2 separate regions of the Homo sapiens genome follow, and region 1 is linked to region 2. Evidence: chromatin contacts called from ENCODE Hi-C or POLR2A ChIA-PET data. All regions are on one chromosome and are shown on one strand. Each heading gives the region's core, a stretch centred on a gene start or an enhancer-like site at or near the end of the contact. The rest is flanking DNA. Distances are from core to core; before and after follow the strand shown. Region 1 overlaps DHRS12 (dehydrogenase/reductase 12). Region 2 overlaps INTS6 (integrator complex subunit 6).

Evidence for each region. A loop is a pair of places that touch in the nucleus more often than their neighbours do. ChIA-PET counts read pairs that join two places held with the same protein, here RNA polymerase II (POLR2A). Pooled maps may share reads with other maps.
Region 1: a pooled map shows a loop between it and region 2 (2.4-fold over the local background). The contact joins two enhancer-like sites. A Hi-C loop is called at or near these places in 1 of 168 maps with a recorded cell type or tissue (naive thymus-derived CD4-positive, alpha-beta T cell) and 3 of 50 pooled maps. POLR2A ChIA-PET finds 5 or more read pairs at or near these places in 6 of 52 experiments (GM10248, GM12878, MCF 10A and 3 more).

What each region holds. Positions count from the first base shown.
Region 1 is chr13:51,794,899-51,799,161 of GRCh38, reverse strand. The region is part of intron 2 of DHRS12 (dehydrogenase/reductase 12); the gene reads left to right. Among named protein-coding and RNA genes, the nearest start is that of DHRS12, 7.1 kb to the left of the region's middle. RefSeq lists enhancers at 1,431-1,510, 1,581-2,109. Within about 2 kb of position 1,346, at least 4 of the 41 ENCODE cell types and tissues checked have a DNase peak (open chromatin) inside an H3K27ac peak, as active enhancers do.
Region 2 is chr13:51,394,974-51,398,674 of GRCh38, reverse strand. It overlaps INTS6 (integrator complex subunit 6), which reads left to right. Exons shown (of 18, transcript NM_012141.3): 5 at 3,192-3,375. Among named protein-coding and RNA genes, the nearest start is that of MIR5693, 48 kb to the right of the region's middle. Within about 2 kb of position 1,279, at least 9 of the 41 ENCODE cell types and tissues checked have a DNase peak (open chromatin) inside an H3K27ac peak, as active enhancers do.

The DNA.
Region 1 (4,263 bases), core at 97-2,596, 400 kb before region 2:
TCTCCTGGGGTGAGAGACAAGGGGAGGGGGAGCCTCAAAGTCCACTGCAATTTGGATGTGGATGGTAGTTATGAACCAAGGCCCCCAAAATACCTGGAGAGAGGAGTGCATTGAACTAAACTTCCTCCTTGCTGGGGTCCAGCCTCCAGGGCTAGAGCAGCCTCCCGCTTCCCTCCCCTAAGCTTGACTATAAAGAGGTGCTTCAGGTGCACTGTAAAGTCTTCAGTCAGCAGAAGTCTTCCTCATGGTAAATGCCAGAATTTCCTGCATGAGCTCAACGATCCTGGGTCACCAAATGGCTCTGCAGTGGCTAGAAAAGTTTGCTGCATCTCTCCAGAGCCTCTTCAGGAAAAATGGATGTTCCAGCAGAAGGTGGGGAACTAGGTTGTGAATTTATCACTTTTTAAGATGCTGAAGATGTTTTCTTTTTTCCTCTCTCTAAATCCAAGTTAGGCATTTTTCAGGGGACTATTATATCATTTGAAGCTTTATTTAATTATCTGCCAAGTCAGGGAGAGGATTAATTGCATCTTAGCAGCTGGGAAGCACTCTGAAGTGCGGAGAGGAGGAGAGAAGAGGGGCTAGTGTTGTGGTTAGCCTGTAGCCTCCCATGAAACACCCCATTTAATCAAGTGGGTGATTTTTAGTAAAGAAAGCAGACTCCATAACGATTCGTTCTTAGCTGCCACGGCGAAGGCATTCTGCTTTAAATTGACCTTGATTGATGATGGTGTGGCATTTGCTGGGATAATATGAGGGCTGCTGATGGACTCAACATTCAGTCAATACTTGAGTCTCTACTACATGCTAGGCAAGTGGCTGTCTACTTTGGCTGAACATTACATCACCAGGGGAGCTTGTAAAACATACCCAGTCCTGGGCCTATCGCCTAGATCTTTAAAAGCTCCCTACATGAGTCTAAAGTGCAGCCAGGTTTAACACATCTGGGTCAGCTACTATGCTAGATGCTAGGGAGGCATATGTGACCCAGATCAATGTTTCTTATCCTTGATGTGTTCAGGCCCTCAAAAAATCAGGATGTTATTCCAGACGCACTGTCAGCACAGGTAGGCAATAAGGTTCCAGCACCTCCCTCACCATCGCCCTTGCTGCTCTTAACTCTGGGAACCACCCATCTAGGCTTAACAGAAGAGTGTCAACTGTGAGCCCATATGTCTTCATTTTTCATTAGGAAGAGCTGGTTTCTGTAGCTCTCGCTGTAACTCACAGATGGTTTCATTGAATTCCACCAGGTGGCACAGTTCACCTGGTTTGTCGAGATCAAGCCCCAGCAGAAGATGCCAGGGGTGAGATCATCCGGGAGAGCGGTAACCAGGTGAGCAGCTCCTCACCCCTCCTGCTGGGTTTCCTTGCCTCCATGGTCAGCTGTGAGGAGGCTGGACTCCTACCCGCTTTCCCTGGGTTGAAGAGGGCCTGTGTTTGTGCTTCTGCTTTGGAAGCAGCCTCGGCCAGCAGGGAGCTGGGCCCTGCTTTTGAATGGCTAGGTTTGACAAGGGGATAAGTGGGGGCACTGAGGCTTGACCGCATGGTCCTGAGCTGCCTGTGAAACCAGCAGAGGCCAGCAGGCAGAGGCCCATTACACTGGACAGTGATACTTCCAGTCTCCTCACCTCAGAGGGAGCCCACATCAGCAACACACAGCAAGGGTCACCCGGGTGCCACGGAGCCATGCATTGACCCGATGTGCTCTAATAAAGAGAAACACCGGCAGCATTTGGGTCTTGATGAGAGCTACTTTCTGACACGAGCCTTCAGAGCTGCCTCACATTTTGTGGTCTTTCTGTTCTGAAAGAGCTGGAACCAGGATTGGCTACATAATTAGTGGGGCTCGGTGCAAAATGAAAATGCAAGACCCTTGTGTAAAAGTTATTTAGAATTTCTACACAACAAAGGCAGGACATTAAACCAAGCTTGAGGCCTTTCCAGTCGCAGGGCGTGTGCAGCTGTATAGATCATATTCCCATGATCCATCGTGTAGCCATAAGGCTGCCCTGAATGGAAAACCCTGACCCCCAAAAGGACCCTCAGTCATGGCTGCTCGCTCACTGTCACTAAAGAACATCCTCATTCCATTCCTACCTCTTCTCTAGGAGACCCCACAATTGGAGGGCCTGTAGGAGGGAAGCTGGGGAGGGACAGACAGTACCCACCCTCAGGCATGGACCCTGGTCAAAGAGAAGAATGCCCCTCTCTAGGATGGAATATTTTGCATCAACTTTGAAATAACATTTTCACACCAAGTGTCTGTTCCTTTCCCTTTCTCATGGAAATCCCCAGTCTCATGCCATCAGGTGCCTTACAGAGGCTTAGTGCTGGCGGCAAGTGTGAGGGTCTCTAAATCTTCCTCTAATGTCTGCAAGTGCCGCTGCGATCTGCGGGCTGCAGTTCTCGAGATTGAAAGCTGGCTGTCTGCCTGCTGATAACTTTCGGTGGTGCTGCTGCAGGATGCAACAAGAATACTAATCTCAGGCCACGGACAGGAGGAGGTTTGCCTGGATTCCAGCCTGCTGTGGTGTGGGCCACAGGCTTTAAAAAGTATATTTAAATGAAAAATGATGATAATATGGATCTGTTTGGCTTATATCTAATTCCACCATGTTTAGGAGGGGTAGAGAGCTGAAAAGGGGAGCAAGCATGTTCCTGCACTGGGGAGAAAGCAAGCCCTTGCCTACTGCCCCCCTCACCTCCATACAGATACACTTGACGGGATTTGAATGCACACACAGGACATTCACTGCTCTCTCGGGTTTATAAGTGGCCTCCAGCACTCAGAGGTGGAGCGTCCAGGATGAGGGTACCTGTCTGCTTATGCCAGTGTCTGTGGTTTCCCTGACTCAGTGTCTCCTCCAGGCTCTGCCAGGGATCAGCTGTCCCTCCCTGCTTATGAAGAGGCCCCACTCCACAGCTTCATCTGGTCTACCTTTGGTAGGCAGCCCACACACAAAAGCGTGGTATGAAGGAGGGAGTTGGGCTCTGATACGAGTCCTGGTTTTGCACTTTCTGGCCTGTGAGCTTGGGCAAAGTTCTTAGCTTCCCTGAACATTCATTTCCTCATTAAAAAATAGGGGTAACTTGACTTTATTAGTTTTTTAACATGTATTTAAGGGTGAACCGTATGCCAAACAGCTGGAGACACAGTGATTGGGACAGACACAGCCCCAGACAGTCTTGTGCAGGATACAAGTGATTAACAGTTTCCTTGAAGTGTGTGTGCCTGCCCTGGGCCTGGCCGCCATGCTCTGTATCATAGTGGGGGTGGGTTGGGGGACAAATAGTATGAACCCCAAGGTATGTGTTTCTTCAGCTCCTACAACCAGACAGCTTTTGGCTGGGTTTGGCCAATGGCAGTTACTAGAGGAAGATTGCTAGGTGAAAGGAAGGGGGGAATTGAGATATTGGCTTCCCTGGTGATGGCGAATCTCCTCTCTGGTTCTTCCTTCTGGTTCCTGGGCTCAGGCCACACTGCATTCTCCCTTTGTTCCTTGAGCCTAGGGCTGGTGGTAGTTTCCTGTTGTTACTAATCTCTGGGTTACTTCACCAATCCTGGTTGAGTTCTCACCTTCCTTAATCACCTGGGAAATCAATCCCTGCGTTCAGTTCCCTCTGTTGAAAGAGGTGTCTGTTAGATGTTACTGAAATAACATGATAAGGGCTACAAGATGGGAAGCTCAGGGTATCCTAAGAACAAACAGCTCTCAATCAATAGAAGTAGCTACTATTATTATTGTTGGTATTATCATTATTGTTTATACTAATATTATTACCACTCCCAACCTTACATTCTCTGCTTCAAGTGTGTTCTGTTTAATCAGTGCTTAGGCCCTGCTCAGTGGGAGGTGGAAGCCTGCAAGCCCCCAGTAGCAGAAAAGATGTGTGGTAGAGCTGTGAGGGCAGTGGAGCAGCTGGTCCTGCGTGCATGGTTGGGTGAACATCAAAGAAAGAAGGTCCCTTGGGCAGGAGGGTCTGGGTGAGGTGTGCGGCAGGCCAGCTGAGCCAGGGAGCACAGGCACCAGGTAAGGCTCAAGGTCACGTGGGGATCTCAGCTGCTTGTACACGCTGGCTTGGTAAGATCAGGTGTTTGGCCATATAGAGAGGTGAATATCATGCTGAGGTGATCTTTCAGAGAGGTTATGTGTGGCTTAAGCTTGGGGAAAGGAGTACTGGTTACTGTAGAGCAGACTGCTGGCTCACCAGTCCACTGGACACGATGCTCCCAAAGGGCCTAGGGGAGAAACAGGGTGT
Region 2 (3,701 bases), core at 30-2,529:
TTAGGGTATGCTCATGTTTAGCTTTATCAGATACTATCCAATTGTTCTCCAAATGGTAGTATAATTATAGGCTCACCAGAAGTATTGGAGAGTTCCTATTGCTTTATATTCTTGTCATCACTTGGTATTGTCAAATTTAAAAAATTTTTGCTAATCTTATTGTGAAATGATATCAATATTTTAATTTGTGTTATCTGTTAACTAGTGTATTTCATCATCTTCCTACATGTTTATAGGTCATATGGATTTCCTTTTAGGTATCCTTATCTATTGCCCATTTTTTGCTTTTGGGAATTGTCTATTTTTATTGCATATTTTTCTAGTGACTAACTTTATATTTTTCTTCATTTATGTGCAATTTTCCTTGATTCTCAAAGTCCATATATTCAGGAAGACCTCCCCACCCCCTTTGATTTTTAAGACATTACTGGAATTTCACCTGTAAACTTTAAACCTGGAGTAAGTCAATCCTCCTGAGATTTTTCCTTCAGATTTTAATCTTTTTCCTGTTTCTATTTGCCTGCCATTACTCCTTATTTTACTAATTCATTTAAACTATAGCGGATTTTCCCCTTTTTTGGTTTTGGGAGGTTGGTGGTGATTTGCAGAGGGAGAAATGAGAAGCAATAGAAAAATAAATAAAAATTTGCCTAAAGTTTATAAAATTGATATAGCTATGTGTAAAATGCTTAGAATATGCTTGTGAACCTTGCTGGGGTTTTTTTTTTACATTTGAAATTCATTCTAGATTCAGCATTGTACAGCCAAAGGCCATTTATTTCATTTTATATTGTCTGCGTTGCAGATGCTCATCATTACATGATTAGTTTGTGTGTGTGCATGTGTGTGTGTGTGTGTGGTCCGCGCAGTGCCTGTTTTCCCCCACATTCTCAAGACAGTTCCATGTATCTATCCATTATTCTGCAAAGCAACTGCATTAACAGTTGAAACTTCACGCAGTACCACTGGTGCTTTGACATTTTTGTGATATTAGAGAGAAAATGACCAAGTACTTGGTAGCTGTGTTTCCCAAATACTTTAAAGGTGGTTTAAAGGGTAAAAGGAGATGATGTAAGTAGTGCTTGCTTATTTATCTTCTGTCAGGGTGTGGTAATAGCAGCAAGGGCCTGGAGCTCCTGAGCTGTTTACAATTGTCACAGAGCCTGTGAGGCTGGGAAACCTTCCTCGAGAATATGCTGGCCCAGATTTCTTCAGCATTCCTTCTCTGTTGCTTCTGCCTTCTGCCTTACGTGCCAGAGAAAGAACTCATGACTTCTGTCCAGAGTCACAAAATCTTGGCTGATCTTGATGAAGGAGTCTTGCAGCATATTCTCATGGCATGAATCTTTTGAAGAGAGGTGCCAGTATAACATAGCTTCACTAGGAAAACTCTTCCTAGAATAGAATTGGATTTCTTTTTTTAATGGTTTGATGTAAGTCAATGAAGAAACTTGAGTCTATTTTAGTGTAGAATGACTTCAACCCCCATCAAGTTTGGAAGTCTTCTCTGTGTGAGATTTAGAAAGGCTGTACACAATACAATTAGGTCTTGCTTTGTGAAGAAATTAGTATAAAAAATGACAATTAATTTAGAAGTGATCATTTTAAAGCATGTTTTGTATAAAAATATACTCCAGTATTTGTAGAAAAAAGCCCTAAACTGAGTCTTGATTTTATTTTTAAAAAATTTGTAAGTGGTAAGGATTTTGGTTTTCCTAAGCACCATATACTTAAATACCATTATCACACTTAAAAGAGTATTAACAATTCCAGTAATATAATCTTGAAATTTCCTGATTGTCTCAAAAATCTTCGCTTTTGCCTCTTTTATAACAGTTTTAACTCTTCAGATTCCCTTCCCTTTGCTTTTTTATGCCACTGATTTATTGGAGAAACCAGGTCATTTGTCCTGTATAATGTTCCACATTCTGGATTTGACTGATTGCTCTCTTGTGCTGGTGTTTAACTTGATCCTATATCCCCACTATTCCCTGCAAACTGGTAGTTAGAACCGAAGGCTTGATTCAATTCAGGTCGAATCTTTTCTTTCTTCCTCTTTTTTTTGGTAAGAATCCTTTATAGTTGATGTTGTGGTATTGCATCATGTCATGAGAAACATAGTGTCTGGTCATCCTCATTGAGTGATACTGAGATGAATATGTGGATTCTGTTTGTACACTGTTACTCTGTTGGTATAGAAGGGCCCATTATAGTCATTTAAAACTTTTTAAGATGCTTAAGAATCTCAGAAAAGATTCTAACTTAGCAGGTGTAAGGGAAGAAACATCTATTATTAATAAAACATGCAACACATACAAAAACCCCCAAACCTCTCTACATTTACTCAGATGTGGTAAGAATCACTACATTTAAAATGTAATTAGAGTGACAAAAATTTACTCTTCTACAAATGCTTTGAGATTGTTTATCTTATATAAAATGAAGCATATTTTAAAATATTAAGAGCTGTAAAGATGTTTGAGATTGCTGTGGTGTAATAAAAAAGTACTGACTCTGGACACAGGAGGCCAAATCATTTTTTTGAGGTCTATTTTTTTTTACATTTAGAAAATAATAAGACCGGGCATGGTGGCTCACACCTGTAATCCAGCACTTTGAGAGGCCGAGGCGTGTGGGTCACCTGAGATCGGGAGTTTGAGACCATCCTGGTCAACATGGCAAAACTCTGTCTCTACTAAAAATACAAAAATTAGCTGGGCGTGGTGTTGCGTACCTGTAATCCCAGCTACTCGGGAGGCTGAGGCAGGAGAATTGCTTGAACCCAGGAGGCAGAGGTTGCAATGAGCCAAGATCGTGCCTCTGCACTGCAACCTCAAAAAGAAAAGAAAAGAAAAGAAAAATAACATATCTATCACAGGGTTGTTTTAATGATTAAATGAAATTATTTATTTGGAAGCAATTCAGCACCCAGTAATTAATTGAGTCTAAATCTGAAATTCATTCCAACAATACAGATTTTTTTCAGTCTATATCTTCAAAGTAAGTTTAAGAAAATTAAACAGTATCATGTGCTGTTTTAGCTATGTCTGAACAAGTAAGCTTTTATATTTGAGCTTGTTTTTCAAGTGATAGGAGAGTTGATGCAGTTCTAACGTAAGTGTAATTAAAGTAGGCTTTTTGAAAAAATAGTCTGTGGAATTCTTATTACTGTTTTTCCCCCCTACTTTCAGCTTCATTTACCTCTTAATTCTCCTTTGCCTGGAAGTGAATTGACCAAGGAACCTTTTCGTTGGGATCAGAGACTCTTTGCATTAGTGTTGCGGTTGCCTGGCACCATGTCAGTAGAATCAGAACAGTTGACAGGTGTGCCTTTAGATGACTCTGCAATCACACCAATGTGTGAAGTGACAGGCGGTAAGTTTTTTGCTGGCAGTAATTTGGTAACTTAAAGCAGATTTTATCTGAATGTTTTAAAAGTGTACATTCAAAAGCTCCATGTTTGTTTTTATTTCACAAGTTAATATTAGGAATTAGGCATATATGCTTTTAATAGTACATTTATTGCTAATGGTCTATGATCTTCATTTGAATAGAATGTGGGTTACTATTGGACATGACAAGGAATGGTAATATTTTTTCTACTTGTATAGAAAATGCTATTATTTGAAGTTGTTAAACTAATTTTCTTATCTACAAAGATTGCCAATGATTTAGAAGTACCATAGCATTATTTTTTGCAA